Linked DNA regions of Mus musculus: all the other regions are linked to region 3. A link is a loop called in an ENCODE intact Hi-C map of the cell type or tissue named here. Cell type or tissue: left cerebral cortex. All regions are shown on one strand.

Region 1 (8,000 bases), 190 kb before region 3:
CCACATCCGAGTTTGAGTTACAGCAAATCGCTTACTACTTCTGATTGGAAGGTTCCCTTGGCAAACGGACCTCCTTTTATGGAAGAATGAAATCTGCCTGCAGACTGGGTGGGCTCTGAATGGTGGCCCTCAGCAGGTCGCTTGGGCGGAGCCCTGATGTGAAGACCATACAGGTCTGCTTTGGACAGGGTTCCTGGAGTTTGGTGGGGGAGGGTGAGTCATTATTCATGCCCTGGGAAGGGGTGTCACTTGCTGCTCTAGGTCACTTTGAGATTATGGCTTCTGCTTGGGTCCATCCCAGTCTGTCAGGGAGAGTAGGATCCTGGCTTAGGCAGAGAAATGCAATTGAATCTCATCTCTTCCACAAGGACCCTAGTGACCGTGGATGCCTCTGCCCCTCTTTGTACCTTGGTATCCCTTTGCATTCAGGTGGGTGACAGCTTGTGGGCACCCACCAAGGTTGTTGTGAGGAGAAACATATGCAGTTGTGCCTGGTGCTGGGGAAGTGTTGGCAGCTTTGATTCTCTGGCAGACAATAGGTATACATCAAACTTCTGTGAACCCCAACAGAACTAGATAGAGGCCAGAGTCCATTACATCCCAACACAAGGCGTCTCTAAAGCTGAGCAGTGATCTCCAGGGTGGTAGGGTCTGTGGGAGCTTCAGGGAGCAGCCAAAGAAAAGGCTGTGGAGAGGAGACAGCCTCAGAGTCATGGCCCAGCTGATGCAAGAGGGAAAGGGGAGAAAGCTCCCTTCTATTTTTTAAACAACAGAATGACCCTCAAAGGCTGAGAGAAAGAAAGAAAGAAAGAAAGAAAGAAAGAAAGAAAGAAAGGAAGGAAGGAAGAAAGAGAGAGAGAGAGAGGAAGAGGAAGAGAGAGAAGGGAGGGAGGGAGGAAAGGAAGGAAGGAAGAGAGAGAGAAAGAAAGAAAGAAAGAAAGAAAGAAAGAAAGAAAGAGGGAGGAAGGAAGGAAGAAGGAAGAAAGAAAGAAAGGAAGGAAGGAAGAAAGGAAGGAAGGGAAGAAAGAAAAGAAGGAAGGAAGAAAGAAAGAAAGAAAGGAAGGAAGGAAGAAAGGAAGGAAAGGAAGAAAGAAAAGAAGGAAGGAAGGAAGGAAGAAAGAAAGAAAGAAAGAAAGAAAGGAAGAAAGGAAGGAAGAAGGAAAGAGGCAAAAAGGCAAGCCACATTACTTGCAGGCTTTTGCCTGAATATCTGCAGGATGGGGTCCCAGAGTGCTGTCCCAGGGCAGTGGTCTGCTGTAAGGGAAGAGTGGACTTAACTGTGTGTGTGTGTATATACATGTGTGTGCACGTGTGCAAGCTAGAGGCTGGCATTCACTGTCTTCTTCTTTCCCTCTCTACCTTATTTATTGAGGCAGGAGCTCTCAATGAACCCGGAGCTCAGCAGTTGGCTAGGCTGGGTGTCCAATAAGATCCAAGGATACTCTTGTCACTTCCTGCCAGGGCTGGCATCGCAGGCCTGTGCCACAGACTGGCTTTTTTTTTTTTAAAAAACTCTAGATCTTTTTTTTTTTTTTTTTTTTTTTTAAAGATTTATTTATTTATTATATGTAAGTACACTGCAGCTGTCTTCAGACACTCCAGAAGAGGACATCAGATCTTGTTACAGATGGTTGTGAGCCACCATGTGGTTGCTGGGATTTGAACTCTGGACCTTCGGAAGAGCAGTCGGGTGCTCTTACCCACTGAGCCATCTCACCAGCCCCAGACTGGCTTTTTGTATGGATTGTGAAGATCCAAACTGAGGCCATCAAGCTTGGGCAGTAAATGCTTTACCGACTGGGCCATCTGCCCTGCCTTTTAACTTTGCTTTAAAACTGTACTGTGGAGATTTAACTGAAGGCGTCGAGGGGGAGGAATCCCTCCAGGACTTTGAGAGCACGTGTGTGGAGTGGAGAGGCCATCCCTCCCTCACTGACCATTTCTAAGTATGGAGAGGAGGATTAAGCACTCTGAGGTGAGACAGGCAGGAGAGAAGGCCTGGGGCCAACCCCATATCCAGTGTGGGTGCTGTGACGGCCCTGTGACAGCTGAGGTCATTGCAGTCAGTTATGTGGCTGTCATCATCTCGTCAAAGGGAGAAGCGTTCAGACCACACCCTCAGAGAGGCCTCACCGCAGAGGCCCTTACAGAACTCCTCTGTGCAGACACAAATGGATGGGAAACAGATGCCAGTCTGCTTGCTGGGCAGCACCTGGCTCTGAGTGGCAGGTGTGGAGGTTGTCTTTGTCATAACCGAGGGCCATATCTTCCGGTGCCTTTGATGACGGCAGCATAGAAGTCTGGCGAGGCGTGGCTCCACTTCCATCATGGAAGGCTAGGGAGAAGGAGGAATAAATACAGATGTAGACAGAAGGGTGGCACTTCTCCTCAAGGCTCCTTTGAAGTAACCTCCTCCCCCCACTGCCCCCAACTGCAGCTCCTTTGCCATTGAGTTTCCTGCTTGGAGCGGCAGATCTGACTCTCTTTCCAGATTCTCTGAACTCTTTGGTGAGATTTACTCGGTAGAGATAGACATCAAGCAGGCGGAAGGGGAAGTGACTCTGAGACCTGGGCAAGTGCCTCAGGTTGACTCCTCAATGGGTCTCTGATCAGTTTAACAGGGCACCTGGCTAACTATCTCTGACTGAAGGCATTCCAGGAAGGCTGGGAGCAAGGAAGCAGGTGAGGCATAGTATGTGTCTCACAGGGCTTTTGGTCCACCAGGGCCGGAAGATCTTCCTGAGTGGAGTCACCATAAGGCCATTATAATGGGCATAAGCTCATTCGTGGTATTTTTCTAGCCTGACATGGTGCAGTTGCTCTCAGCTTAAAGTGAGACTGCTTCGCCACACATACCCCACTGACATGGAGGAAAATGGTTGCCAGTGGTCAAGCAGGAAGGCAGCTGGGCACTGTCCTGATGCTGTGTTCTAGAGAGCCTTACCAAATCTCCTTCCCGGCCCCATTGGAGAAGGAATCTTCCATCCCTGATGGACCATAAGCCTGCCAGGAGAATGCTGCTGTGTGTTCTGAGGCTAGAACCCCTGCACCCCATTCCCGCACCTTCTCTGTAGCCTTCCCCATGTGTAGAGGTCACCACTTTGGTCTGAAAGTGCTTAGATCTCTGACTCCAGAGTGAGTCTGGCTGATCCCAAGCCTGCTTCAATATGAAAGACACATATATGCCAGCCACTGAGCTGATGCCAAGGAAGAGGAAGAAGAAGAGGAAGGGGAGGGGGAGGGGGAGGGGGAGGGGGAGGGGGAGGGGGAGGGGGAGGGGGAGGGGAAGGGGAAGGGGAAGGGAAAGAGGGGACAAAGCTACAGAAACCACAACAGTGCATGCTGGGTGGGACAGATAGAGCTGCAGGGGGTGATGTCCAATCCGTGCACTGCAAGCTTTCAACAACAGGCTGGGCTCTCTCCCTTGTCTTTGAGATGCTGTGTCTGTGGCTCACTGGTCCTAGGGAAGCTTCTACACATCCCTCAGCAATCCACTTTCCATGTTCCATCCTCTGTGAAATTCCTAAGTCAACAATGCCGTGGGCTTTCTTCTTTCATGATTCTTCAAGATTCTTCTGCTGTGTATGTGTGTGTTTAAATTGGATTTTGTTTAATTTTGTGTGTGTGCATGTGTGTATTCAGGTGCACGTGTGTGTATGTGTATGTGATGTGTTTTGTGTGTATGTCATGTGGTATATATGTGTGTGTGTATGATGTGTGTGCATGTGATGTAGTGTGTGTGTGTGTGTATGTGTGTGAGATATGGTGTGTGTGTGATGTGATGTGGTGTGGGTATGTATGTATGTGTATATGATTGTGTGTGTGTGTGTGTGTGTGTGTGTATGTGATGTGCTGTGTGTATATATGTCATGTGGTATGTGTGTGTATATGTGATGTGATGTGGAGTGTGTGTGTGTGTGATGTGGTGTGTATGTGTGTATCTGTGATATGCATTCATGTATGTCGACACCAAAGGTCAACATTAGGTGTCTTCTGTGACTCCTCACTTTTTTTATGAGACAGCGTTTCTCCCTGAACCCAGAGCTCATTGCCTAGCTAAGGCCAGCTGGCCAGCGAGCCCCAGGGATGCCCGACCTCCCACCCCAGAACTGGGGTTGCACATACACCGAACTCAGGACCTCAGCCTTGTGTGCCAAAAACTTTGCCCACTGAGCCAGCTCCCAGACCTGACTTTACTGTTTTGGTCTTTTGGGTAGAGATGCCAATCAAACTATCTTCTGAACTTGGCACTCATCCACCTGGGGCCTCCCTCCTCTTTCTTTGCTGACTTACACCCTGTCTGAGCTGACCCTGTGTCTGTTTCCTCCACCCACACAGCCCACGCCCTGGACTTGAACTCTGTAGGTGTGACCATTGTGTTCTCTGAGAGGCAAGTGAGAGCACAGAACCTTACAGAACTCAAGTCCTCTGGCGTCCTCCCCACCCTGCTGTGCCTCCTGCCAAGCTTGGATTTTATCACCAGAGCTCCTTTGGGATCCCATGGTCAGCGGACAGGGCTGTAGCTGCAGGGCTCTGTCTCCATATCTGGCCCAGCCTTGTGGGTTTTTACCATATGCAGCACTCCACCCCCTCTCCCAGCATGCTGGATTCCAGAACCTGGGATGAAGTTACAGAGAGGGACCCAGCGCCTTTCAGAACTAGAGATCCAGAGTCAAAGCGCCTGTCCCTAACAGGATCAGCCAGGGTCTGGCCATCTCATCAGTTGAGGTTCCGAGAAGTTGCATCTTAAATTATTTTTATGGACGGTTGGAGTTTTGAGTGAATGTTTAGACTGCAGCTCACAAACACTTCCCTCTTTGGGAGGAAAGGAAACTGGCTCTCATTTGGCAGTTTCTGCCTCTGTCAGCGTTCCCAGTGGCAGGAACCATAAGCTCTGCCTGGGAAGGGCTGGGGCCACAGCTGGCTTTTATTATTGAATATTTCTGGTGGTGATGTTGGCCCCGACTCTGTTTATGTTGCTTGTAAGATTTCACGCAAGACTCTGCGAGGACCTGGGCTTGAGCCCGAGCGTCTGATCTTCAGGGTAATTCGTTCCATCCCTTCATTCCTGAGCCCCTGCCTTCTGATTTTTTGCCAAGTTCATATTGAACACTGCCAGGAAATGGAGTGCGGGCAGAATGTGCAGACTCTGGGTCCCCGTGGCTTCGGCTCGTCCTTCATCCTTCAGGGGAGAGGGTTCCGTCTTGCTCAGAGGGTAGTGTGTGTGTGTGTGTGTGTGTGTGTGTGTGTGTGTGTGTGTGTGTGTGTGTGATGTCTGTGTGAGTGCATCTATGTGATCTGTTTCTTTAGAGAGTTGCTGACCCCAAGGTCAAACAGAATGTGAGTCTGTCCTGCCTTGAGTCTCTGAGTGCGTGTGCTTGCCCTTGGCCTGGCAGAAAGCAGAAACCCGTGGCTCTGGGCCCTTCCTGCAGCCATGAATTGTTCACAAATGTCTTGCTTTGCTCATAGCTTGCCAGGCTGCCTTGAAGCCCTAGATCTAGCTCTGAAGATGTGACCAGTTCTGTGCAGGGTAGAGAGTCCTTTCCCCATTCTCCCTTTGGGATATGAAAGAAACTCTAAGAACACACAAAGGAGAGGCTGCTCTCCACTTCCCAACTTGTTTGTTTATTTTTTTTGTTAACATGTTTTCCAACAGTTCCTGGGTGTGTATTTGTGGAGTAAGCACATGTGTGCACATGTGTATTTGTGTGTGTGCCCATGTAAGCATGTATGTGCACATATAAATGTGTCCGTGTGTATGCTTGTTTGTGCATCTTTGTATATGTGTACACACATATATACACACATGCAAGTGTGTCTGTATCTTTATGTGTGTGTGTGCACATGTGGGCATGTACCTGTGTCAGAGTGTGCACAGATGCATAAATGGGACATTACTCTAAGCTTCACGTTTCCTGCTCACTAGGAGGTTAGAGAGCAGATGGCCTGTGTACCTAGTGGAGATCAGAGTCTGAGGTGTTGGGGAATTTTGGGGTGGGCTCACGGTCCCCACTGGAGTCTCCTGGGATTGTCTCCAACGGGTCTTGCTCAACACTGTAGTGAAATAACAGAGTGTCAGGGTATTATTTCTGGACCACAAGAGAACCCCGTGAGGACTGGGTGAACCCACCTTGGCTGTCCTTCCAGTGAGTCTCAGGGCATTTATGGTCCATGGTCGTAGCCTGTGGCTTGTGGTACTGGCCCCAACTGTGCACATCGTGGACAGCAGTGTGAAGTGTGAGGTCAGAGGCATGGGAACTGAGAACACCATACAAAGAGATCTAAAGTGCAGGGCAACATCAGTCAGTCAGGGGCAAGGAAGGTTATGACCACCCCTCCCCAGTGTCTGTGTGATACCCCGACTGTAGCACTGCCCAGCACCCGTCAGAACACAGAGCAAGCCAGTGAGTCACATAGAAAACAATTACGGATGGAAAGCTGAGAGCCAGCTTCCCACAGGGCTCCTGTTTATCTGTAGAGTCTCACTTTATGACCGAGCCATGAAACCATGCAAATGGAGATTTTAATGGAAAAGCTGCCACACTGGCTTCATGCGGAGAGGACTCAGCTGACCAGGACAGTGGCCAGAGGATGTGTTTGAGTCACCATCTCCACTGACATCTTACACTGTGCGTTCACTCTCCGGGCTTCTCGGCCTTCGACTCTGTCGTTAGCAACAAGCAAAACCTGGTTCTGTGTGTCTCTCTCTCCAGCTCTTTTGGAACAAGCAGGTAGTGAATCTGGGCCTTGGCATCCTAGTGACATCTGGGCCTTGGATCAGTTCCATCTTAGATCCTGAAGGGTGTTCAGCACAGCCCCATTTTAGGCCACTGGTCACCATGGAGAGCAAGGGCCCCTAAAGTTTCCCACTGATCCTTTGTCCCCTGGCAGATCAGAGTGGGGTCTAAAAGCTCACAGCTTATTAGTCAAAGGAATGGGTATCACTGTGTCCCTCCTGGCTCCCCAGAGGCCATTTGTCCCAGAAAGATACTTGCAGCAAAGGCTCCTTAAGTCTGATATTCCAGACTCAAGTTTGGCCTGAGTTTCTGCATGGCAGAGACACACCTACCTCTGAGAATGTGTTGTGCGTATGCGTATGTAAACTCACGTGAGGGTCATGAGAGGGAGTGCCTCTGCATATAAGTCCTTTTGGGATGCACACACACACATACACACACACACACACACACACACACACACACACACACACACACACACTGGCTATTTGGCTTCTGAGGAAGGTAGAGAAGACAGTGTCTCAGGCAGGAAACAAAATGGAGTTCTTGTTTGATTTAAAGTCATCACTGGTAACCCAGTGCTGTAAGGGACTGTCCTTAGAGCCAAACCACCACCATCTTCAAATATCATCGTGATAGGAGAGAAAGAGCTCATGGAGGACAGCCCAGGCTCCAAGGAGGCACCAGGCTGTCACATCTCCCTCTTAAAGGTCTTCTCCCCGCAGAGCTGGGTCAGTCGCTTAAAGGGAAAGAGAACTGAGGCAGAGTGAACTGGGCAAACCCTTGCCCAGGTCCACCAGCAAGTGAAGGCCCCAGGGTGCTGTGCACCGATAGCGATGCTGTAGTAAGGAACAAGGTCGGAGACCTGCTTGTGAAATAGTGAAAGCAAGAGTGAGCACAAATCCGAGGTCTCCACTTCTCTCCTGTGTCTTCTGTCTGTCTGTAGACTGTGGTTCCTGGCCTCTATGTTGTCTATCTGTTGCATGTGTCTAGTCTGTTCCATGCTGTCTTTCTGTATATCATGTATGCCCAGTGTGTGTTTGTGTATGTGGTGTGTGTGTGTGTGTGTGTGTATGTGTGTGTGTGTGTGTGTGTATGTGTATGTGTGTGTGTGTGTGTGTGTGTGTGTGCCCCTAACAATGGGATTTGCTTGTGTTTACTGAACACAGAGAATCTGGTATGGGAGTGCTTTTCTACAAAGTTGTTGGTTGTTGTTGTTGTTGTTGTTAACAACAACAAAGATTCACAAAGACATTTCTTCAC
Region 2 (8,000 bases), 270 kb before region 3:
TAAGAAAGAATGGGCACAGTGCAGATTTCAGCTCCTACACCTTGACTCAGCTTTGAAATCTCTGAGGCGGTGGGTAGGAGGACGGGGCACAGCTTCCTGCCCCCAAAGAGTTGGAACTTCTGAGCATTAGAAATAACTTGTACCAGGAAAGCTCGATCAGCTGCCTTCACAACCCCACAAGATGGGTGTCACGTCTCCCTCCTTCTTACGGAGGGGTAAGAAGCAGAGATGCAGGAAGGATTTCAGCTGGCCTCAAAATTGAAGGTCTTCAAAGCCTATACCCAGACCGCATCCTGATCTGCCTGGAATATTCAAACAGGCAGGAATGAACACCTCAGCTCCTAGAAACTTTGGGGGTCAACACAGCCTCTCTCATCCCTCATCAGTGGGATTTGGTGACAGACGACTGGCTGAGAGCAGTGGTGAAGACCCCAGCATCTGCCACTGTGCCTCACTCCTACCCTGCCTGCCTCCCTGTCTAACCAAGGTCTAGGAGGTGCCCACCAGGCTCGGGGGACATTACCACAAACAGACACAGACTCCAAACTCAGCATCTCTGACACTGGTGACTAAAGAAAAAAAAAAAAAAAAAACAGTCGCCAAGTGACGACTGCACAAAACACCTAGTGACCGGCAGGACAGGTGTGAAGGTTCAAGGACAGAGGACCAGAAGCCCAGTTGGGACTCTCCCATTGGAATGTTCAGCAGCTCTTAGAGTGTTCCCAGTTGTCAATCACCTGAATGACACAAGGCGATAGCGTGAGACAAATGCTAGAAGGCGTTCTGTGATGTCCCCAATAATATCTGGATTTGGTCCCTCTGGGGACGTCAGTCAGTGTCCCATGTCAAACCCAGCTGTTGCACATGGTGTGCTGGTGTCCCCACAGAACCTAAGGGACAAACACATTTCCAGGGAATGTCCGGCCCTGGCTAAGTGGAATGGGCTGTCTCTGGGAGCTTACTGTTAGCGGCTGATGGGCTAAGCACACTTACCAACAAGTCACACAACAGGAGCTTGCGACCTTAGTGCTAACAACCCCTGCCGTGGTAAATCTTGCAAAGAACACTGGGTATGGTGCCCCTATGGAGGCAGAACGCACCTAAGCACGAGCGGGCATCAGTTGCCGGCTGTGTGACCTCAGACAAGTGTCTTCCCCTCTCAGATCCCATTCTTGTATTTGCGGATTGGTAGTAACCCTTGCTTCTCTCACTGGGCTGGTTTTAAGACCGAGAGAAAAAAATGTACCAGGCACACAAAAACCTCTTCCAGATCCAACCAGTAAGAGGGAAATAAGTCAACATCTCCCAGTCACCCTGGCAACAGAGGAGGAAAGCCATTCTGCAGCTCCCAGAAAGCTGACACCTCAAACTTTTGCAGGTTCCACAGTGCCAAAGCCATGCTATGAGCAAGCCACCCTGGGCTCTTCCCCGAGCCTGATGACAGTGGCTTCTGCCAGTGACTGACAAGGCCCTGGTGAGACCACCCCACCCCCACCCACGGTGTCAGGGTTTGGCTTTGTAGTGTCACTGGATGGGAACACGTGACTCTGAGAAGGGTCACAGCCCACTTTGGGAACGAGGCCGGGCAGAACCAGAACAGGGGCCCTATCCCTCGCATCCAGAGCTCCAGTGGCCTTTGTACTGGAAGCTAAGCAGGAACCGTGATTTCCCAAACCGTTGGTCTCTTATCTGCCCCTAGGGTGCCGGTCTTGTGAACTGGACCCAGTGGGGTATCTGGACGTCACAGGCGGTGTTGACTTCATGGCTCAAGTTAGTACCTCCTCACTGCCTCTGCCCCGGCATCTGTACCCCAAAGCTTCTGGGATTAAAAGACCCTGCTGGCAAGCCCTAAGACACTGTCTGGGCCTCCTGTGCCAGGGCAGGCATGCTGGGGTTTCTGCCAGCTTGTCTGCGGTGGGCCTGGCAGAAGAGGATTATGACACCAATATTCGATTACCCGAATTCAAGGTCAGCACCCCAGGTGAGCCTGTGGGCTCCAGCATTCCCAGCTGGTCTGCGTATGGGGAAACCTGCCTTTGGCAAAAGCTTTTTAAGGCAGCCAGGCTGTGACCGGCAGAGGACATGGCAAAATAGTTACATTTAAGCCCACTCCCATCCCCTATGCTGAGAAGAGACAATGACTGGGTGTTTTGACACCACCACCTTCAGACAGGTCACATGACAGGAGGTAAGGCAGCAGCAACAACTTTGGGCTCATACGTCCCTCTGAATTTTGGTCACTGTGCAGGATGGGTCACTCAATGGTGGATTGTGTTTGTGGGTGAGTTTTGTAGGTGTTCTTGGTGAAAGAAAAAAAAAGTAAAATAAAAGATGCCAGCGTTTTGAACCCAGGAGCAACGGAGCCTGTGGTTTGGTGGTGGGGACCTTGCCTGGCTCACAAGGCTGTGGGTTCCACCTTCAGCCCAGAAAAATCAACTCATTAATCAATCTAGGGGCTTCCCGCCACTTCACCACCCAGGCACTCTGTAATTGAAAGGTCAGGTCCACGTGGACACGCACATGCGCTGCCGATGGGCTGAGTGGAAGTGGGAAGCCTACCTATTAATTAATTACGCACTTATTTTGTACTGCTAGAGATGAAACCCACAGCTTCACATAGCAGCCCAGTACTTAACCACTGAGCTATACTTCCAATCCATGGTGGCCTGAGGGACATGCTTCCCAGCTCCCTACCTGAGTACAACACAGGGTGACCGTGGTGACTGTGGTGGCTGTCAACCGTGATACACTGGTCTCTGACAGCTGTTTCCCGGGCGGGGGGAAGCAAGGTACCTTCTTCGGGGTTCCCTAGGACACACAGAAAGCAGACACTTAGCTGCACCTGTGTGAGGTAGCGCCTGTGTGACTTCAGAAAGTAAGGGTCTCGGCCTCTCAAGCTCCGCTGTAAGACTCCCAGGCCTGCCTGTGGGTGGTGACACTGCAGAAGAGAAAGCCACACCACACAGCGTTCTGCTTTGATTATTTCCATCAGCAGCTGGACATTTCCTTACTTTTAAACAACTGGTGGCCTGCCCACCCACCTAAGCCAGGGCTCTGGGTTTGCCAGCTTCATCCCCTCCCTCCCCTGAAGCCCCTGCTTTCGAGGCTTGTCACCCCCGGTTGACACCACCTTGCTTTCCTCTTTATAAGAACAGAAGGAAAAAAAAATCCACCTTCCAGGCTGATGGGACCCTCCTCACTCTCTCCTTCAGAGGGAGGGTAGCAAGGAACGGTCGCTATGCTTGTGAGCTCAAGCGCTCCCACGAGTGTGAGGTCATCCCCAAGTGTGCAAACAGTTATTTTGTACCTTGACAAACACTAAACTGGCCTGTCTGGCCCAAGACCACACAACTCCCTTGCTGCCTAATGACCTAAAACCCAGACAGCAGAAAACCTGTGGGTTAAAAGTCCCAGCGCAGAAGGAAGAAAGTGACTGCTGTCCAATATGCGCCATTCACCCTGGACCTAGAAACACCCGTCTGCCCTGCAGCCAGAACCTTCACCAAACACACCCAGGCTGACACCATCTCCTGAAGACACCTCTTTCCTTCCCCTGTGGTACACAGCGGGCGCTCATTAAAGGCTGAGCGGATGAGTGGTGGGTGCCAACTTCAAGGAAAAGCAGCTGGTTCTGACCGGTCAGTCCCTCTAGCACCCAGGCTGCTGGCTCGGCTGAAGCAAGCAGTGGTTCCCAGGAGGGCACTTGCAGAAGGCCTGAGACAGTCTGCATGTCACAACTAGGAGAAAGGTACTAGCGTCTGGTGGGTAGAGGCCACCTGCATGGGCCAGCTTTCCCCTCCCAACAAGAGAGCTCCCTGGCCGGGTCTAGAGGCTAAGTCGCCCTGAATTCAAGCAGTATCAAACACAAACTGTGTGCGTCAAACAAACCAAGGGAGGTAAAACTGGATGTCCTCCGAGTGGCAAAGGGTTCAGAACAGTGTGTGGGTAGGGGGTGGGGGTGGGGGTGAGCACATGTGGGTGAGCGTGTGAGCATACATGTAACTTTGGGGAGTTGGTTCTCCTTCCATCATGTGGGTCCCGAGGCTTGAACTCGGATCATCAGTCTTGGCAGCAATTGCCTTTACCTGCTGAGCCGTTTCGCAGACCCCTATTTTTTTTTCTTTTCTTTTCTTTTTTTTTTTTTTGAGATAGCTTATCTCTGTGGCCTGGACTATCAGGCTAGAATGGCTCGCCAGCAAACCCTCAGTCTCCACCTCCTCAGCATGAGGATTACAACTGCACGTCTGTCACCAACCTCTGGAAGCACTTCACCCACTGAGCCCTGCAATAGTTTGAGTTAGAGGGCTGGGGAAGAAATTAGGTGGCTCAAGGACCCTGGCAGACAGTGGTATTAACCAACGGAGCTGCTTGTGCATCTCCTACCACCAAGGGCCACCCCCTAGGGCCCTGGTAAAGTGAAAACCAACTCGCCTCAGTCGGTCTGGAAGGTACTCTCAGCCACAGGTTAAAGCGGGAATGGAGAGCCAGGGGTTCGACTCTGAGATGGAACAGATTGGGAAAGAGGTGTAAAGTTCCAAGAAATGTGTTTATGAGGCAAGCGGTGGTTCCTCCAAACAGCCATGCGAGACACAGGCTGCGCACTCAGGTTCATCCCCAAAGAACTCTTTTAGGTGCTAAGATCTGCCACCCAAGTTTCCAAATTCAGGGAACAGCACGTGCGGTCCAAGAGAGACAACTTGGCCAAGCTTCCGACCTCCTTTTCCTTCATGTCTACCTGAAGCACAAGAGCTCCAAGCTCACTCAGCTCCTCCTGGCTCTGACACGAACACAGGACATCTGAGGAGTACACGGCGGGATGGGGCGGGATGGAGCAGTGGGCCAGAGGGAAGCCACCAGCACTGCAGCCAAGGCCGGAGTACAGGGATGGAATCAGAAAGTCGGCGCACTTAGGCAGAGGAAGGCTTTAAAGTCCCTTCTAGAAGAGTGTCCTGAGAAGCCCCAGGGAGAGTGCCCCTGCGGGTACTAACAGGAGTTCCCTATAGGTAAAACAGCCTGAGGTCTTTCTTCCCACCCCCCTTCCTACATTTTGAAACAAAGAAATTCCAGGAAACACCAACCTAAGGCTTCCTTCACTCAGACTTTCAGGGAACACTAGCAATACACTGTTACATTATTAAAGTGAGCCCCTCCCTGTTTCACTCTCTCTTTTAGTAAGTAGACTGTGCATACACAAAGTGGGGACAATCCTGGACTAACGGGTGGTGACAGGGTATTTCCAGGCACCAAGCCTGGGCGAGCCTCTTATTCCAATGTTGATGGGGGCAAATACCGGTTACCACCAAGAGCTTCAAGCCATCTTGGTTTCAACCAAGATATCATTAGGGCCAATTACCAGTCTGTTCTCTACTTCTCCGAATGAGTTCCAGGGATGGAACTCAGGCTGTCAGACTTGACAGCATCTTGCTGGTACTAGAGCTGATTCAACGAAGGGACAAAATTAAGATTGAAGTCTTTTGTTGTTTTTTCAGAGAAAAGACAAGACCAGAATGTCCAACTGGTCTTTGTCATACAAAGTGAACCTCCACGGGAGGTTTCCTAGGGCATTTCCAGGAGAGAGAAGAGAGGAATCCACAGAGCAGGGTCAGCCTCTCCCCAGACACGTGCAGAAAACTAACATCCTCTAGATGGTAAATTCCCTGAACCTCTCTGATCGTCGCACAGGGGCTCCTGGGAAGCCTTAGGGTTTGGTGCCAAGGAAAGATCACAGACTGATGGCACTGGCTCCTGGCAGGTTTTCTTGACATCTCCTGTCTTGGGGCAGGCAGCAAGGCAGCTGGGGAGAAGTGGGATTCAGTGACGCCAAGGCTTTCAATTTCAATTCCAGACTGGGAGACAGTGAGTCAAATTCGGCACAAGGGCCCCACCACCCAAACCTACTTCCTCTGCTCAGGTGGGGCCCGGTCGTGGGCTATTTTTTACCCTTGATGCTTTACTGTACATGCGGGGTGCTGGGGCGGGGGTGCAAACTGTGGCAGCTGCCTGCAGAAAGCAGCTTATGAGTCACCTAGCGACTGCCCAGGTCTGTGGCAGTTGCCCCTGGGCTCCACAGAGGACCGCTGTCTGGGTTAGGGGGAGGCTGTGTACCCTTTTGCCCTAAGTGCTTTGGGGTAAGATAGAGAAACTAAACAGAAAGGCAAAAGGTACCCCCTCCTCCCCAAAAATGTGGGTTAGGGGAGGAGCGCAGATTAGAGGCAGATGGTAGGGAATGAGGTTTCAATTCTCCACCCAACCCAACAGCCACCTGGGTGGGCCACACAAGGAAGTAGATGTTCGCTGATCTCAACTTCTGGAGGTGCAGGATGGGGTTCAAACGGGGCACTCACCACCCTGAGTCTACCACCTCCAAGGAGGTCTCAACACAAACAGCCCCAAAACTTTGACTCATTTGTAACCACCGTCCCAGCCAGAGTGAGCCAAGCAGTCCAGACAGAGGCTATTTATAGGAGTCCGGGACAGACATTCACAATGACACACACTGGGGATCCGCGGTGGGCTAGACGCGCCAGCGCTGAGCCCTGGATTCAGACACCTGAACACAAACGGTCCTTAAATCTGGCTGGATCCAGATCATATCCCCAACCCCCGCCACGAGCACACAGCAAATCAGTCACACTGAGATGCAGGAACACTCGGACACGCACTCGGCCGGCACAGACCGCGACTCTGAACCACAGACACCAAAAGACGCGCGGAGACTCAGACAGACAGACTAGCGCACTCTACATACGCACGGAAACCCGGGACGCATCGCCATGGCCACTCCAGACACACGCCAGGAGCCCCAGACACCTCCCGGGCCAGACAGTGTCTCCCCCGCCCGCTCCCCCGCCCAAAGTTGATAAAGAGCCTAATTGCTCCATCGCCGCGGCCCCTAGGGAAAACGGAATGGAAACTTCCCCGACCCGGCTCCCCTGGCCCTCCCAAGAGGCGCGACGTCCCCGCCGAGCCCCGGGTCCGAGTCGGGCCGGGCGGGGCGCGCGCGGCGGGGACCGTGCCAGGCTCGCAGCGCCGCGGGACAAAGCCGGGCCGGCCGCCAGCTGCCGCGAGCCTCCGGGAGGGCGCGCCCCGGGCGCGGCGAGCGCAACCGGGGAGCCTGGGCGAGGCAGGCGCGCGGCCCCCGAGTCCCCACGCGATCCCGATGTCCCGGGCCGGGGATCCCACGGGGCTGTCCCGGGGGGAACAGGGCACACTCACTGATCTCCATGCTGGGGAACAAAGAGCGCTGGCAGTTGCACGCGCAGGAGACATTGGGCTGCCCGGCGGCGGCGGCGGCGGTGCCGTTGACCCCCATCAAGCGGTCACGGGCGGCGCGGGGCGCGAGGCGCGGGGCGCGGGGGCGGCTCCGGCCGGCGCGCGGGGCTCGGGCCCCGCATACAGCGAGCAGCGCGGCGCGGGCTCGGGGCGCCGCCGAGGTCCCCGAGGCGAGCTGGGTCCCCCGGCCGCCGAGCGGGAGCCCCGGGGCGGCGGGCCGTGGCCGCGGGCGGCGTGCGGGGCACGGGCGGGCGGCCGGGGCACGGGGCCGCCGGGCTCAGCCTGCGCGCCGGCCGATCCGCAGCTGAGCGCCGCCGCCCGCTCCTCATTCAAGTCCAAGGAGATCGGGTTGCGCCGCGCGCCCGCGGTCGGAGGCAGGCAGACGGTCTGACGTCAGCGCTAGACGGGGCTGCCGGTTCCCACCGCGCGGGGGCCGCGGAGGGGGCGCGCGCTGCGCCAATCCCCGCCGACGGCCCCCGCACCCTCCTCGGCCCGGGGGGCGGGCCCGTCGCTCGCGGGGCGGGCTCTTAAAGGGCCCGAGCCTAGCGTCCATGTAGACCGGTCGCCGGCGCTGCGTAGACCCAGCGCCCTCGAGACTCCGCAGGCCCGGTCCGCGGGAGCCCCCGTGCCTGCGGCGGTCACAACACAGAACAAGAATCAAGACGAAAAGTTAAGGTGTTCTCCTCTCCAACTCCTGCCCCTGGGGCCCTCCACCCAGGCTTTTGGGG
Region 3 (8,000 bases):
GTAAACCATGCACACTTGCTGTGTACCATGCACACTTGCAGTATACCATGCACACTTGCTGTGCACCATGCACACTTGCTGTGCACCATGCACACTTGCTGTGCACCATGCATACTTGCTGTGTACCATGAACACTTGCTGTGCACCATGCACACTTGCTGTAAACCATGCACACCTGCTGTGTACCAGCTATTGCTCAAGAAATTCTGGGTTTATTCCACATTTCAAATGGCAGGGAGGGACTCTGGAGTCTGAGTTTAAGCATCAGGACATCAGGGCACATCGAGGCACAGGAGACCACAGTGAAGCTCCAGCAGGCTGAGCCTGTGGCAAACCCATGTGTGACAAATTTCTGCGGGGTTCGATCTATACAGATGGCCTTGGGGGCAGAAGCCAAAGAGTGCCTTTGAAGCAGCAGGGCCTTGGCAACCAGGGCTCAGCCCCTCAGGGCTTTGCCAAGGAGCAAAGGGTTCTGCTGCTCTGGAGAGGAAGCAAGGCCAGGCATCAGAGCCACCAAATCCTCGGACCCTACCCCAACCTGGTGCCAGTTCTCTTACTGTCTCAGTCATAGTTTTCCCAAAAATACTTCTTGGAAGAAAATAGTTGAAACTTTGTTTTCTACTCTGACCATTCCACAAAACCCTGATGAAGGAGTCTAGCGAGAAAGAAAGACAGTGTGCACACACACAGGTGCACACATATGTACTCATTCACACATGCGTATGCACAGGCACACTGGTACATACACACACACATACATACAGGCACACATTCATACACTAATAGGTCACTGGATACCACAGGCACACATGCACACACTCACTCACACACACATACACACTCACACACATGCCCACACACTCATACACACTCACACACATACATACTCACACACTCACACACACATACACACACACATACACACACACACACATACACACACTCACACAGGCCACTGGTTATCATCTCCACAAGTGAGTAGACATGCGAGCGTTTTCTGAGGACACACTTCCTCAGGGGGTGTCAGATCTCAGCTTGGATCCTGCTGCATCCACTTTCCACAGTCAGGGACAGCAGGGGCCTGACATTTTTCACAGAGGTAGCAACTCCATCTGATGTCTCTGAACTGCACCTCGACAAATAGCAGTCACTTCTGAATCTACTTCTCCGAAAGGTCACCAGCCAGACACCCACAGAAAAGCCAGCCGTCACTGTCACTGTCCCCGTTCCCCCTCTCCATGTCCTCCACATTGTGTCCCTCCTCCCTCAGTCTGCCTTGTAGAACTGCACAAAGGGAGAAAGGTACCAGAGAGGAAGCCCACCTGCCGGGCTTGTTACCTGCCTGGCTGCCAGCATTCCCTATTCTTCTGTTCACCAATAAGAGGCAGTCCCATCACGCACGCAGGGCCTGGCTCACATACACAGACTTGCTTCAAAGCTGTGAGGCCCATGTCTGCCCTGAACCTGAAGCCAAAACTCAACAACCACATGCTGTCCCCATGTCCTGCAGAGGGAGGCTCTTGAAGAAAGCACAGAAAACTCGGCCTCTCCCAAGTTCCCCCACGCACCCTCAGCCTGCAAGGGAGATCTCAGAACCACACTCACAAGCTCACCACCTTGGCCTGCTAAGCGCTGGCCTCTACTGTGATGGGGCTAGGGCCATCTCCACCTGCAAGGAAGGAGGAGGACTAGACCTCCAGTCTGCCAGGAAGGGAAAGGCCCTGGACACAGATGGGACAGTCAGCTCAAAGACCCCCAACGTATCTCCCTGTGCTACAAGAGGCGGGGCCCTGTCCATGAGTTCCAGTCCTTCAGCCGACTGACAGATCCTCAGTCCACAACTGAGAGCTCAGGTCATCCCACCCCCAGGAAGGACGCCTGTGTAAGGGAAGCCAGGCCTGTGCCCACCCATCCAATCACTCCTCCTAGTACTCTTGCCACTGTCCCAGAGCAAGATGAAAGCTAGCCACAAAGCTGCTGGCCTTGTGAAGACAAGACTCCAGCAGCCATGGACCCGAAGCTGCAAGAGAAGGGGCTGTGCTCTGGAAAAGAGCCTCTCGGGACCCCTGCTGAGGTCACTGTTGAGCTGAGAGTGTATGGGGGATCTCAGGGGATGGAGACAATGAGGAGCAGAGGGGAACTGGGGAGGTTGGAGGGTAGAGGACCCCTCAGGAAGAGAAGAGCTGGGGTAGTATGGTCACCAAGGTGCCCACAGCTCCCCATGGCTCCCACAGCACTCCAGTACCTCAAAGCCTGGGTCAGGCCCACCTACCCATGTGGAACATGGCAGGAGCCAACCACACTAACTGTAGGAGAGAGATGGTGGCTTGGCCTCTCTGAGCCCCAGTTTCCCCATCAGAGATGGCAGAGGAAAGAGAGACAAATCTAGCAGCCTGGCTCTCATCCCTCATGCCTTGAAGGACACTGTGCTCAAAGGTCCTGGTTTGTCAGTAATGACTGTCCTCAGCTAGAAACCGGTGAGAGTAACAAGGAACCGTAAGGGACAGAATCCTGAAGGGTGTCAAGAGTTGGCTCTGGATGAATTCTGAATCTAGAGTCTTTTGTGCTCTATGACCTTGGATGGTTTATCTCAGGGTCTCAATTTTTCTGAGAAAATGCAAATAACAATGAGTCTCTCTCTGTGTCTGTCTGTCTGTCTGTCTGTCTGTCTCTCTCTCTCTCTCTCTCCCTCTCTCTCTCTCTCTCTCTCTCCCTGTCTCTCTCTCTGACTGCAAGGATCTAGTAAAGTAAGCAGGACTCCCGGCTTGTGGTCAGTCCCTGCAACAAATGCTTTGGGCTCACCCAGTTCCTTCAGTATGGATGGGGCAGACCCCAGATGCCAAGCTCAGTCAACTGCAGGTCTTCACAGAACCTTCTTGTAGCCTCCTGCTGAGAATCACTGATTTGGGGTTCATTTATGTCTAAATGGGTTTCTGCCTGAACATCTTACCTTTTTGTGATTTTCCTTTCAAATTATCGAAGGATGTGCTCTTGGCTTTTGAAAACAGAAAATGAATAAAATGTCAACGGCACAAAATAAAGAATGAAAATCAAGTCCTTCCCCGGCATCGGGATGCCGAAGTGGGAGCCGCTCTTTCAGGACAAGATGCCCTGACTCCCCAAACACTCATCACCCACGCTATATCCAGTCTACTTTAAATGATCACCTGAGAGGAATTCAGTCTTGTTTATCACTCGCACCCCTGTCCCTGCTCCCCTATCGCTCACTCTGGGCTCCCAGCCCAGCAGCCCTGCGTCCAGCAGCCCTGCGTCCCCACTGGCTTGCAGTTAGACAGGACCCTGGAGAGGTGAACCCCCAAAACCTTTCCACAGCTCCTGGCCCATAGTTGGCACCCCACAAACACTGTGACAGCTGGGTGCCTTCCCTGCATGTCCCGTGGGAGGCAAAGATGTCACTCAGTGGGGAAATGTGTTATCGAGGAAGACCCAGGAGTCTGAGGCTGGCCAAGACCACAGCACTGTGCTCCATCATGACCCCAGAAGGGGCAGGGGGCATCCAGGGGTGATGTCACCCGCCACCTGCCACCCGCTTGCTATGTGGCGGGAACGCTGTGTCAAGGCTTGGCCAAAATATGGTACTCATGCTCTCGGCCTTCCGGGGCAGCTCATCCCTACTGACAGACAAGGTGGAGCAGAGAAGCAGGGCACACCTTGCAGGGTGTGGCAGAGACCAGCCCACCCCAACCTGCATTCACAAGGAAGAGTCTGTCCAGGCCAGAATGACTGTGGTGAGACGGGTGTGACATTCACATTCAATCTTGCACAGTATTCATTGTTTGTTTTCAATTCAAATGCAATAAAACCACGCAGTTCACCATGGCCATAACTTGGAGTCCCCCACCCCCTCAGCGCCTCACCCCACCCCACCACCACCCCAGAGCAGGGGTTTCCAGCAGCCTTCTGCCTCCCTCTCTTGTCTGGGCACCTTTGTAGAAACGAAATGCCCCTGGCCCAGGCGGGACTTGAGGTGCCATGCTGCCCCCTGCTGGACCCTTGCAACAATGCACGAGCCAGAGGCCCGCTGCGGAGAGCCTCAGCCTGTTTGCTCAGCAGGTGCTGAGCCCTCACTCACAGGAAGAGCACTGACCCTGGAATGCTTGCGCCACCCTTCTGGGAAAACTGTCACCTGGTTTGCCATCTACCTCCAAACATGGGATAAAAATGGGTAGAAAATTAAAGCAGATGCACTAAAAATCAGCACTCTACAAATAACTTCTTTTAAAACCTAAAGTCAATACAAACGTCTCATGTTGTATAAAATATTGAAGTCTTCAGTAAATAAGGGATCCTCTCACTGATTTTATTCTGTTGCCTCTAGCTCCAATATTGTTGAGCATAACACTGTAATTCATCTGTCTTTATTTAAAGCCCTGGTATTTTGTTTGCATAGATTTTTTGGCATTAATTTTGATTTTTTTAAAATTGCATTAAAATGTCATTTATCTTGATTACAGGTGTGGTTTGGGTTGTTGGTTATTAGTTTATTTTAGTTCAGCATGTCCTTATATTTTGAGCCCAAGGCATGATGTCTTCTTCTTTGTAATAGCTTTGGCTCTGCCCTGGCCCATCTCTCCCCTCCTCTCCCCATTACCCTGTGGACTCCCATAGGCTCAGGCATCTAAATTCCTCATGCTCCTGGCCAGGAGACAAAGCCCTCTTCCCCACCCTCAGCAGCCTCTAGAAAATGGAACAACCAGGGAATGGGCCGTTGCTAAGTTCCTTCCCAAGGGGACACATAAGCAATTCCTCCTTCCTAAGGCCCCAGTGATAAATGGAGACACCATTCCACTAAAATTCACTCTGGGGGGGGGGGGCTGATAAGTTTATTGGACTTTCTCAGAGCATAGAATGAAGAGTTACCTACAAAAGTGTGGAAGATCCCCCCAGTAAAAGGCTGCACTAGAAAATCTCCACCCAGCAGGGATGACAACTGTCCCATAACTACACACATGGAGTCGCTCTCCTATTCTACTTGGCCTGTACGTTCTGTGCCCTCCCCAATGCCTCATGCGGTTAGGACAAAGTTGGATACTGTAGGTGGTGTGGAGCAAGTGGCTGCAGACTCTGGTCTCCCTGTCCCGCTATGGGAGGATGGCGTAGTCATCCAACAGGCCCAGCTGAGGTGACCTTTGGCAAGCAAACTCTCCAAGATGGCCGTTGTTTGGGTCAGAGGAGTCTTGTACAACAGAGGATGTCCTCCGGAGCCTCTAGAAAAGAGCACAGGGTTGCCACGACCGATTCTGGTGGAGCTGCCAGGTGCCCTCCTCTAAAGCTATGAGGTCATATATCCTATCTAAGTCTCTGAGCCGATGACATAGTTACAACATCATAGAGACCCAATACAGTGACTTCCAAAGTCAGTAAGGTACGTGGAGGCCCCTGAGGTGGCTCCAAGCAACTGCCACATGCCTGGTTGCCACATGCCTGGAAGGGGTGGGTGCCCCACAGTTATGTGACAAGCATTACAAATTGAGGCTTAAGGCAGCAACACTTGACTCTCATGGCCTGGGGGCACAAGCCTGAAGCAGGTGTCTTAGTTAGGGTTTTACCCAGGTAACTCTTATAAAGGCAAACATCTCATTGCGGCTGGTTTGCAGGTTCAGAGGTTCAGTCTATTATCATCATGGCGGGAAGCATGGCACTGTGCAGGCAGACATCACGCTGGAGGAGCTGAGGCTTCTACATCCTGACCTGAAGGCAGCAGAAGAGGACTGTCTTCCTCAAGCAGCCAGGAGGAAGCCTTCTTCCACATTTGGCAGAGCTTGAGCACAGGAGACCTCAAAGCTCACCTACACAGTGATGCACTTCCTCCAACAAGGCTACCCCTACTCCAATAAGGCCACACCTCCTAATGATGCCAAGCACTGAAATACATGAATCTATGGGGACCAAACCTGCTCAAACTACACAGCAGGCGTCAGCAGGCATTGCCCCCCCCCCCCCACTTACAGCTCTGGGGTAGAGCCTGCCACACCAACTTCTGGTAGTGCTGGGTGTGGCTTGCTACACACCTGGCTTCATCATACCTGTCTCCTGGGGTTGTCACTCTGTCCTCCTGTCTGTCTAAGATCTTCCTCACCTTCCTCTTCCATGGATCCTTGCAATGGTATTAGGGTCCCCCGAGGACACTCACCCTATCTCTGGGTCCTTGAGTCACCTGTATCCAACTTTTCCCAAGTAATGGGATCGGGACCTGAGATCTTTGGAGCCATTTTCCTGCCTTCCACAGGCCCTGTGACACAGTAGCTGCTCTCTAGGATGGCCAAAGGAGATCCACTTAACCAAGTGTTGAGAGTCCCGGAGAGCTAAGTGCAACCCAGTTTCACACCTGCCCCTCATCTTTACCAAGCCTGTTCGGCAGCTACCAGTGATTCTAAGCCTGTTTCTGCATTTATCCTGGGAACACCAGTCATGTCCCACAAGGTCCTCAGAGTCCTGCCTCCCCAAAGTCATCCCCACTGATTGGGGCCTGGAGCTAGGCTGCTCAAGACCAGGCCTCAGGCTCCCACTGCTCTGCTGCCTGGCCTGTGTCTCTGCATGCTCACTGGAAGGTCAGGGCGACACTGTGTGAAGCTTAGTGGGCCTGTCCCTGAGGCTCACCAGTCCAGGCAGACTCAGCTCAAGCCCTTCTCTTCAGGAGCTTGATCTGCCCAGCTCCCTGTGCCTCAGATGCCACCACACAACTGCACCTCACATCATATGGTCAACTGTCAGGCGATTTCTGGTCTTGGGAGCCAACCCCACAGGACTGCCGCTCTCGGCGGTTTATCATCCCCACAGATGGAATTATAGCTTTGGCACGGGTAATTGGCCACATATTATCCCATATTTTATTTGTATTTATCATTACAGCTAATTATATGGGCCAAGACTTGTCACTGGGGAAGCATATAAATTATGCCTAAATCATTTGTGCGGAGCCGGTTTCCAAAGGAAAGAGTCAACAGCCCATCTGGCTCTGAGATTGGAGGGGGGGGGCGGTTACAGACGTGTGAATTACACACAGAAATACATCTAGCTCTCCTATTAATTATGCATGGGCCTATACACTGGACCCTTATGGACCGGTGTCTCTGTAGATATATGTATCTTGTATCTGTATTCTTTCTCAGCAGCTCATTGGATCTTAGAGTACATTTCCAAAGGAAGATAGTGAAGGGTTCTTTCACTGTCAAATCGGCAAGACCACGGTCCCTGTTAGTCAACCAAACAGTAATTTTGAGCCCGGCATCAGCTGACCATGTGGAGATTTTCCTGGACGACCTGCATGGGTCAGGCCCAGCTAGGTGAGAGACGTCACATGCAGCCTAGAGCTCCCTGAAAGAGACAGACCTGCCACCCACGGGTACTGTTGCAGCCACACCAAGAGGCCAGCCTGTGCTCAGAGTCAGTTCCATGGGTTTCACACCTGCCCAGACGGACAGCCAAGTAATCTCTGAGACAGACTTCCTCCTGCCTTGTTTATCTGGCTCTGCTTGACCCAAGACCATGACCTTCGAGTGTCATCATTCAGCAAACCAGGCAGGATGCTAATGAGATCAGAGCTGGCCCAAACATATCTAGTGACCTGTTGGTTCCTTAGAGCCAACATGCCTTTCTAGGTCCAAAACGATCACAAATAGACCCCAAAGGTCAAAGCCTGGCGGAAAGTTTTCAGGATCCACTAGTCGTCCCCCTTGGTAGGGAAACTGGCACTCAGAAAGAACGCTGTCCTACTGGGCCCACCATAACCTCTACCCTTCCAACGTTCTCACAGTGGCTCCAAGGAGCACTCTACTTATTAGAGTGAGCTGGAGAGGAGCACAGGTCTCTGGGAGCACTAAGGAGTGGGAGGGTTCTCTGCCCTGGCAGGTAGCCAGATGTGTAAAAGCCCCATAGTGCAGAGATCAGGGGAGCATCCAACCCCTCCCAAGGGAGGGAGGCAAGATCAGCAGCTGGCCTATGTGGAGAAGACTGTGCTGTAGGGGTCTGCAGAGATC

What was found. Peaks named below come from ENCODE experiments on the same cell type or tissue, not always from the same donor. Only the 100,000 strongest peaks of a DNase experiment are listed, where the experiment ranks them.
Region 1: it touches region 3 in a loop (2.6-fold over the local background); 2 of 42 quality-filtered maps call a loop at or near these places.
Region 2: a loop joins it to region 3, with 3 times the contacts of the local background. A loop is called at or near these places in 2 of 42 quality-filtered maps.

The regions. Positions count from the first base shown.
Region 1 is chr2:173,347,568-173,355,567 of GRCm38, forward strand. All of the region lies in intron 1 of Gm36911 (a long non-coding RNA gene), which reads left to right. Among named protein-coding and RNA genes, the nearest start is that of Gm36911, 4.8 kb to the left of the region's middle. In left cerebral cortex, no CTCF peak of the experiment used is centred here; DNase peaks (open chromatin) are centred at 4,526, 4,931 and 6,426; H3K27ac peaks cover 690 bases.
Region 2 is chr2:173,268,873-173,276,872 of GRCm38, forward strand. It overlaps Pmepa1 (prostate transmembrane protein, androgen induced 1), which reads right to left and starts at 7,661. Exons shown (of 4, transcript NM_022995.3): 1 at 7,216-7,661. The coding sequence starts at 7,312. In left cerebral cortex, a CTCF peak has its summit at 7,690; DNase peaks (open chromatin) are centred at 3,642, 4,648, 5,900, 6,510 and 3 more places; H3K4me3 peaks cover 2,879 bases; H3K27ac peaks cover 1,761 bases.
Region 3 is chr2:173,542,507-173,550,506 of GRCm38, forward strand. No RefSeq gene overlaps it. Among named protein-coding and RNA genes, the nearest start is that of 1700021F07Rik, 24 kb to the left of the region's middle. In left cerebral cortex, a CTCF peak has its summit at 4,031 (motif pointing left); a DNase peak (open chromatin) is centred at 4,011.